Linked DNA regions of Homo sapiens: region 1 is linked to region 2. The links are chromatin contacts, found by Hi-C in ENCODE. All regions are on one chromosome and are shown on one strand. Each heading gives the region's core, a stretch centred on a gene start or an enhancer-like site at or near the end of the contact. The rest is flanking DNA. Distances are from core to core; before and after follow the strand shown. Region 1 overlaps EPM2A-DT (EPM2A divergent transcript). Region 2 has its middle 190 kb from the start of TRQ-TTG4-1.

Region 1 (4,622 bases), core at 65-2,564, 490 kb after region 2:
ATCCACATAAGTAATTTGCATCATGTGAGTGTCTGGCTTGTGCTGTGGTCCCAGGAAACCTGCAAAGCAAACCATCATATATAAACTTACATTTCTTTATGTGAGTGCTTTATTATTTCATCTTGTTGACAAATTAGATCACTTCCCCTCTCCTTGTCGTATGACCATAACTTAAGACAAATCTCTTAGGTCTATCATCTATATTCTCACTTCCTCATTTCTTTATTCTTCATGTTTCACAATTCCTTAATTTAGACCCTAATTTGGGTTTCTTAATGTTTATTCCTTACAGACATGTATTACTGAATAAGCCCCATAATTTTTACTTGTGCAAAACATCTCTAAATTGAAAAAGATGATAAAAAACAAATCAAAAAATTTTTAAAGTAAATAAAAAACAACTCACAAATCACCAAATCTCTCAACTGTAGAATGGCAGTTGTCAGGGACCAGGGGTGGGAGAATGGGGTGATGTCATGAAAACAAAATAACGCCTGTTCCTCAAAAAACCTGTGGAAATAAAAAATTAAAAATTAAAAAATAAAAAATAAAAACAGCAACAACAAAACAATAAAGCCTCTTGGAAAGAGGCTGTATTTAGCAATCTGGTACAAAGAAAGAAATTTTTTTTTTTTTTTTTTTGGGTAAGCCACTTAGCTTATGAACAAAATAATAGCCCATGAATTAAATTTTAAAATGTTTGGAGAATAAAGCTAAGGTTAAAAAAAAAGAGAAACTGCATTCTTTCCAAGTAAAAAGCCCAAAGGGATCAAAGTTTGATGATGCCCTAGATTCTGTGACAGTCTACACTGAAATAATTATTTGTTCCTTTTGAATTGCCACGTTTTAGGTCATTAGTAGTGAGCAAATGTATTAATGCCACTATCATTTTTTGCTAATGTTCTTCTTTCTTCAGCCTAGTAATTTGAAACTATCAAATAAAATTTATAAACACACACACTCACACACACACACACACACACACACACACACACACTTTGAGACCGTGGTGCCTTTCTATTTATTTCTAGTATGGAACATTCAGAAACATAAATTGTAACATTTTTGTAAACTGCTATAATTTCATTATTTGGATTGAACATCTTCTTGCCCATAATTGTGACCATCTCAGGTACCTGGCTTAAGCCTGTTAGTTAGTTCACATATTGGCATTGCTATAGATGGAATTATTTCCCCATGCAAATTCAACTATTGAAGTCCTAACCCCTAATGTTATGACGTTTAGAGATGGGGCCTTTGGGAGATATTAGATTTAGATGAGATTATGAAGGTGGAGCCCTCATGGTGAGATTAGTGCCATTATAAAGAGATACCAGAGAGCTTTCACTTTCTCTTTCCCATGTGAGGACATAGAAGTAGATGAAAAGATGGTTGCTAAAAAGAGTTCTCACCAGAACCCAACCATGTGACATCCTGATCTTGGACTGCCAGCCTCCAGAACTGTGTGAAAATGGATGAATAAATGAATGAACGAATAAAATCTATTGTTTCCACTGAGTCTATGGTATTTTGTTATGGCAGCCTGAGCTGACTAAGACAGGTGGCCTTTGACCCTGTTTAGGAGATTCCTGTCAGGATTTAGAAGCAGACGTTTAATTTCCATCACAGTTCAAGCTACTAGTCCAGCTGCAATAAGAAGCAACATGCATTTGAGTAAGTTCTGAAGCGGGCTTCATTTCAGGAGCTGTGCCTCAGTATGGGCAGAGGCCCGGGCAATCTCTCCAAGAGTTGGGTTCAGCTGCATCTTGGCTTACTGGCTGCCTCAGTGAGAATTTCTAAACAAAGCAGAATAGCAGGAAACCTCTGACCAGTTTACCTTTTATGCTTTCATTTCCTATTTTTTTTCTTTTTTGGTAACTTTCTTTGACTTAAGGTGACAAAAGAGCACCTTTTGCAGAAGCTAGGACAATGTGGTAGAGTGAAACAAACCTGAATTTGGTGTCAGAAAGTCTGAGATTCACATCCAGGCCCTATTTGGAAATCTATGCATTTATGCATCCTTCCTCTGGTGATCTGATTCCATGGAGCTATTTTACAACTCTTTGTTAAACTTACCTGGTAGTCACACAAATTCTGTCCTGTGCACCACAAGCTCTATTGACTTCCCTCTTCCTCACCTTTATCCCCAAGGGGGAAAAACAGTTGCTTTCATTTGCCATTAATTTCAATATTCTTTTATGCCATATAAATTTGTGCTTCTTGACTTCTTTTTTGAAATGGTTGTAACATCTGTCTGCTTCCCTCATTGAATGTGTTAAACAAAATCTTTAACGTCTATTCATTTTTATATCTGTATGAAAGTCACACTTTAACCTTTTTCTGAAAATTATTTTTTAACACCCAGCTTCCTCATTTGGAAAATGGGGATAATAATAACTCTCTTATCCTCCTTTCTACATTTCTGGGATTAAACGAGTTATAATTAACTGGATTGAAATGATCATTAAGGGTTGAAAATGTGTCTTATCTACTTTTGTTTTCCTAACACCTTGGAAAGAGAATCTGCACATCAAAGTGCTCTTTATGATAAAATACAAGACAAACAGGACGTGGTTTTATCATTATCAGACATTATTAGCAGCATGAGTGGCAGCAACCTCTGACCTCCTTTTGCAAGTGGCCAGAGGGTTCATGTCAGGTGGCATTCAAAGAGCCAAAGGTGTAGAAGTCTCACGCTGGGCCAACAGGGACGTAGATACTTGACAGTGGTTTCCAATTCCAGGGAGGAGGCCACTTATGGAAGAGAAGGCTTAAAGGAGACTGGAAGATTTGCTTCTTGAGTTCTGGGTCCTTTGCCACCAGAGATTCAGGGAACAAAAGTGTTTTCTCCACACAAACATTAGCTTGTCTAGTACACAATCACTTGTCACTTCTGGCCTTTGCCTGTGCTGATTGATGGGGGAAGGTAGACAGAGAGGGGACAGGGGCAACATTTCTGGTATGCAAAAATCTTACAGTGAATATAAAGATTTGTCAACACACTTCAAGGTTGCCAACAGATTGGCCAGATCTGTATTCTATTATTTATATTAAAAACACTTCAGTTCCAGCATATAAAATCTAAAACTTTTAAATGGGAAGTTAAAGCTCAAATTTGAGGTCACTATAGGGGAAATATTCTCTGCTATTTTTTAACTGTTTCAGTATTTTTAGTTTCACTTTTCTACTCTTCGTCACTCTCTGATCTCAGAAAGAACAGGTGCACTAAACATCTTGTTCATGAACATTACCAACTCAAGGTTCACAGGAAGGCAACTTGCATTCATTAGATGAGTATCCAAATTCATCCCTCTATCACACTGTAGTAGACTGATTAATGACCCCCAAAATACCAGGTCTTAATCCCTCCCTGTACATGTTATCTTATATGGAAAAATGACTCTTATAAAAGGAATTAAGCAAAGAATTTGAGATGGGGGAGATTATCCTGGATTAACCTGGTGGACCCTCCATGCAGTCACAGGTGTCACTACAAGAGAGAGGCAAAATGAAACAGGAGGATCACTTGAGTCCGGGAGGCTGAAGCTGCAGTGGGCTGTGATTGCACTGCTGAACGTGAACCTGGGCAACAGAGTCACACGCTGTCTTCAAAAAAGAATATATATATATATATATATATATATATATATAGAGAGAGAGAGAGAGAGAGAGAGAGAGAGAGAGAGAGAGAGGTGAAGGAAGATTTGACACAGACAGAAGAGAAAAGGCACTATAACCACAGAGGTAGTTTGGAGTATGTCACCATTAGCACCAGAAGCTGCCCTGGCAACACTTTGATTTTATCCCAGAAAAACTGATTTCAGTTTCTGCTCTCCAGAACTGAGAGAATTAATTCCTGCGGTTCTAAGCCACTCAGTTCATGGAAATTTGTTACAACACTCACAGGAATTAAATACAGATACCTCCACAAAAACTCTCTTCTAGACTAAAAACAAAACAAAACAACTTTGCCAAGTGCATTAGTTTGCTAGGGCTGCCATAACAAAGTACCACAAACTGGGTGGCTTAAACAACAGAAATTGTTTTTCTCACAATTCTAGAGGCTAGAAGTTTGAGGTCAAGTTGATTTATTTTGGGTTGATTTCTTCTGAGGCCTCTTTCCTTAGCTTATAGATGGTGCCTTCTTCCTGTGTTCTGACATAGTTTTCCCTCTGTACCTGTCTGTGTCCAAAGCTCCTCTTCTTGTAAGAGTGGCAGTCCAATTGGATTAGGGTCCACCAATATGACCTCATTATACCTAAATTACCTCTTTAAAGGCATTGTCTCAAAACACAGTCATATTCTAAGGCCCTGGGGGTTAGGACCTCAACGTACAACTTTTTTGAAGTGGAGATACAATTCATCCCATAATGCCAAGTAACATCATCTCTGTTTCTACACATGAGGAATGACCAAAGCCCACAACTCTGCTTAATATCACACAGCTGATAAGTTGTGAAGCTTGGATTTAAACCCAAGTTGCTCTGAGTTCTAAAAAAATGTATTTGGGGGTAGAATTAACTTTTGTTGAATGTTATTTTTTATTAGGAAGTTTTAATAGGTCACTTGTTTTCAGTCCGGCTAAGATGAGGTTATCAGTGTTAAGGTACGACACAGGAAGA
Region 2 (4,531 bases), core at 721-3,220:
TAGTTTTGACACACTAAAAAGACATTTAAAATGGCAAATATTTTGACATCTACAAAATACAAATATGAAGCAGTATTACATGAAAAATGTCTCAATTTAACATACAGTGATTATTAATATGTAGAATGGAGTTTACATACATTGACGAAATAGGAAGATAATTTAGAAAGACATAAAAAATTACAGTTAAATATTTGTCAGACTTTCTTGCTCTGCAAAAATGGCTTAATTGAAAAGAGATCAAGCTGGAAACTACTTGACCTGTTTTTGTTAAATCAGCCTTCCTAAGACCACTTTACTAATGGAAGCAATTTGTCCATCAAATCTTTCACCAAAAGACCAATTACTTTGTAGGGTATGCAATGAATTAGCATTGGCTTCATCTCTTAAATCACTTTTGCACTTCTAAATAAATGGCATTTTTGACTTCTGCTATTTGTTAATCAGAACCATAAAAATCAAATCTCAGCAGATCAGAAGTAAATTTTTATTTGGGAACTCAAAGAGAGGTACTCTATCTCAATGAAATGCAGAGTTGGCTGCCTATAAAATTAAGCATTGGACTTGGAAAATAAATTTTAAAGAAATTATAAACCACTCCGCATTTGTGATGTATATTTATACTAAATAAATGGGTAAATGCATGGATCCTAATTGTCATTTTCCATTTAACTAAAAATAAATACACTACTTGCCTTGAAAATTCAATAAAAAATTCAACCCAATTGTATTTTCTATACTTTTATATGATCGAAGCTTAAGATTCGACCATAATACTTCATCTCACTGGTGCGCATGACTATGGGCGTGACTGCTTATACCCTGCAAAAGAGGTCTTACTCCAGGCTTAGCACCCTATTCCCATTCCGGCACATGTTCACTCTGTCTTCTGAGCCTACCATACGCCTTTACCCAGGGACCTAGTTTGTGCTCTCTGACAGTGCCCTTTGAACTGAATGTAGCTTTGGGGCTGCCTCCTCGGCTCCCTACCTCTGATGTCAGCTCCAGCATCAGAAGATGAAGCCCCGCTGCTTGCTGAGTTGGGAAATTTGATATTTACTCCCCAACTGGGTGAGCAAAGGGGCTTTACACTGTTAAACATGCACGCATGCACATATACACACACACGCACACACACACGCACACACACGATAAAGGTATTAGAAAAATTACCCTAGGCATAACAAACTCTTGAAATACAACTTCCTTCCCAATATTTACCTTCCTCCCCTCGTCCTTTACACTTGACTTCTCCCTCTTTTCTCCTTTAAGGTCCTACTCTATCAATTAGCAGTTCTCTCTTCTCTCTTCAGTATTTTCTTCTTTACCACCTTTTAATTTTCTTACCACTACCTTATCACTGTCAATAGCACCACCTACACCACCCAAATTGTAATGTCAGCTTTACTTTCTCCCCTAATGGCTTACTTGCCACGACAATGTTGCTTCAATAACACTATGGAACGAAAACCACCTCTTTCCATTGACAGCCTGGAAGTCCTGAAGGGACTTTAAATTCAATTTTCTCAAAGTAATTAATTTTACCTTCAAATTACAAGTTCTAGACTATCCTTTCAGTTTATAGTTTTGCCTTAATCATCTGTGATTTAAAAACAACTTAGGAATCAGATTTGACTTCTCCATTACACTATTAGATACCAGTTGCTCATAGAGTTGAAATCTAAAATGTCATTTATACTTTTGCTTTCTTTTCCATTCCCACCTTATAGTTGTTAAAAAAAAAAAACCTTTAGACAAATTAAACATAACAGATATTAGTTGAGCAAACAACAATACATGAATCAGGCAGTGCTCTGAATCAGAAGAGGTTGAGATAACTCCCTCCCACAACATGGCCAAGCTGCATTTATAAACAGAAAATGAAAGTGAGGTACAGAAACAGCTTGACTGGTTACAACTTCGCCTTTGCTTTACTTGAATATGGTCTGATCAGCTGGCAGCCTGTGATTGACTGAAGTCTGGCTGCTGTGATTGGCTGAGACTCAGCTATTTATACAAAAGTAGACTCCCGGCTTTCAGTTTAAGCACTATTATAAGTTAGGTTGCAGTTCTTCACATAGGGACTCAAAGTACAGAGGCATCCTCAGGCCAAATTTAGTTTAGCTTAGCACACTTGTCATCACTTCGCTAGCACCACACTTGATAACCCTGGTGAGATCACAGCTGGCCATAGACAGTGACTGCCACAGGGAGCAAACACCACACTTTCCCATTCTGCTTCACTCCCACGTTTAGAGCCAGACCTTTCCTTTGTTCCTTGCTGCACAGCTGGAATAAGGCAGTGGCTTTTAGTGAGGCTTCAATGAGGGATCAGAATAATGGAAACAGTGTCTTTTCATCCACTGGACACTGGGAATAGCACCTAAGCTGCTTTCAGGTCCACCAGACATCTTTGAGATGTGAAAAACACAGTAGTGTCTGGCTCTATGGCTATTGCAAGACAATTTCATGGTATTTCCCAAAGTTTGGACTATTTTGATAAACAACAGAACAACAACCTTATGAACTGAGTGGGGAAAAAAATCCCATAACTTTGCAATACTGTGTAAAACCATATAATTCTAATTTACTTAGGCAGAGAAACTGGCATCCCATCTTCACATTTACAGAGCAATATTCTAAAAGGCAGAATGCTATGTTAACTCTTTGAAAGTTGGAAGCTGACCTACCTTTAAAGAGGTTTTAGATTTCGCTCTTTTGGCACCATTGAAAAGGCTTTAGGCATTTTCAAAGAGGGAGAAAATGCACTGACATCGTTATCATATCAATTAAAAAATACTCTGTCAAAGGAAAGCCTTTAAGCAATTCTCCTCCACTGATGCTCTTAACTGATTAAAAGGTTACCTTAAACTTTACTAATTTTGTGCCCTTAGGCCTACGAGAAGCACCTAAAAATTCAGTTCTGTCAGTATTCCTTCTGAGGCTCTTGTGCCCAGTTTATTGGGGGATAAGAAAGACTCAAGATATTGTTAGCATTGGAACAATCCAGGAACTTGGACTAATCTCTCCTGGAGTTGCCAGAAGCTTCCACACATTACTTAATAAAAACTGCCTTAAAGTGTGACCAACATGAACACCCTGAGGCAGTTTTTTCTTTTTTGACAAGTGCCAGAAGCTTCTATCATAATGGAGATTTAGCACAAACACAAGAGGTCAGGTGTCTACTGTAGGGGTTTCTCAGCAGAGCAGGCCATTTGAGCCATTTCTAAAGAGGAAAATAACAAGATCAGGAAAGGCCTAAGGGCAAATACTACTTGTCAAGCCTTATTATCACCATGGGAAGGAGTTGCATTTTTAGAACTTTCCTCTATAGTTGAAACCGTTGTCTTTCAACTGAAGATGAGACATTTCAAGCTATGATAATTATGCCAGTGAAACAGCCTTTTACCCTAGAATGACTCCCAATTTTTATCAAGTGCATTTACTACATGGTTTGATTTGGATATGGGGGATTGGGAAATTAGTATTTTAATACAGCTACATACATGGCAGCCCACTACCGACATTTTTCTTTTCTCTCTTTAAAAACTTTCATTATTTCATTAGTGTTTTATACATTCATTATAAAACACAAGAGAGTATAGAATTAAGCAAAAAGAAAATATCACTGTGAAAACACTACCTTGCTATCCTGGCCTAATATTTTAGTATATAGTATTTTTCTGTGTAATATTTTAGCACAAAACTTTCTAATTTTTGTCTATGCAAATATGTGCACATAAATTTGAATTAAATATCTTAAAAAGTACCATATTATCTATGTATCTACATATCTATATCTAAATAAGCATTTTTTTCAGTAATATAACCATCTCTTCATGTCAAAAATGTAATCTGACATTAAAATTAATGACTATACACTATTTCAAGTTATGTTGCATCATAAATCACTTAGCCAATTCTCTATTGCTTAATATTTTGTTTAGTTATCAGTTCATATAGGCTAGCTTATACTGTGTTAACAAATAACCACTTAATTGCAGTAGTTTTACACAACAAACTTTATTTCTTGTCCTGCTACATGTCCATTGTGGGTTGGCCAGAGGCTGAGAGTGCTCCATGTCGACTGCACTCCATGATACAGGCTGACACAACAGCTACCAACGGGTTTCTGCTTGTCAAGAGAGAGGCAAAGAGAGCTTTGTAGGGTGCTGCATGGGCAATGGAGGTTCTGCTCCTCACAACTGATTGACCAGGAGTTGTCACATGGCCTTAACCAGGCACAAGAAGGCAAGCAAGTACAATCCTACCATGTTTTCAAAACTGAGATTGAATTTCATTAAATTGTTGAAAAATAAATTACAGATGACTAAGGAACTACAATAAGAGTTGCAGCTTTTACAACAGGTACACTAAAAATGAGAAAACTCAAGTTCAGGAATGCTTTGAGCCTGGTCCAAAGACAATCAGCTCATCAGTGTGCAAAAGAAAATAAAATCTCAGGACCCCCAAACTTGCTATGCCAAGGGGAAAAGTTAAGCCTGGGAACTGAGTCATTCAACCCTTCCAT

Evidence for each region. A loop is a pair of places that touch in the nucleus more often than their neighbours do. Pooled maps may share reads with other maps.
Region 1: a loop to region 2 is called in a map with no recorded cell type, with 5 times the contacts of the local background. The contact joins two enhancer-like sites. A Hi-C loop is called at or near these places in 2 of 37 single-sample maps with no recorded cell type and 4 of 50 pooled maps.

Annotation. Positions count from the first base shown.
Region 1 is chr6:145,863,982-145,868,603 of GRCh38, forward strand. The region is part of intron 2 of EPM2A-DT (EPM2A divergent transcript); the gene reads left to right. It also overlaps a transcript of SHPRH not described here. Among named protein-coding and RNA genes, the nearest start is that of FBXO30, 51 kb to the left of the region's middle. RefSeq lists an enhancer at 1,242-1,411. Within about 2 kb of position 1,315, at least 6 of the 41 ENCODE cell types and tissues checked have a DNase peak (open chromatin) inside an H3K27ac peak, as active enhancers do.
Region 2 is chr6:145,370,866-145,375,396 of GRCh38, forward strand. No RefSeq gene overlaps it. Among named protein-coding and RNA genes, the nearest start is that of TRQ-TTG4-1, 190 kb to the left of the region's middle. RefSeq lists an enhancer at 1,774-1,873. Within about 2 kb of position 1,971, at least 2 of the 41 ENCODE cell types and tissues checked have a DNase peak (open chromatin) inside an H3K27ac peak, as active enhancers do.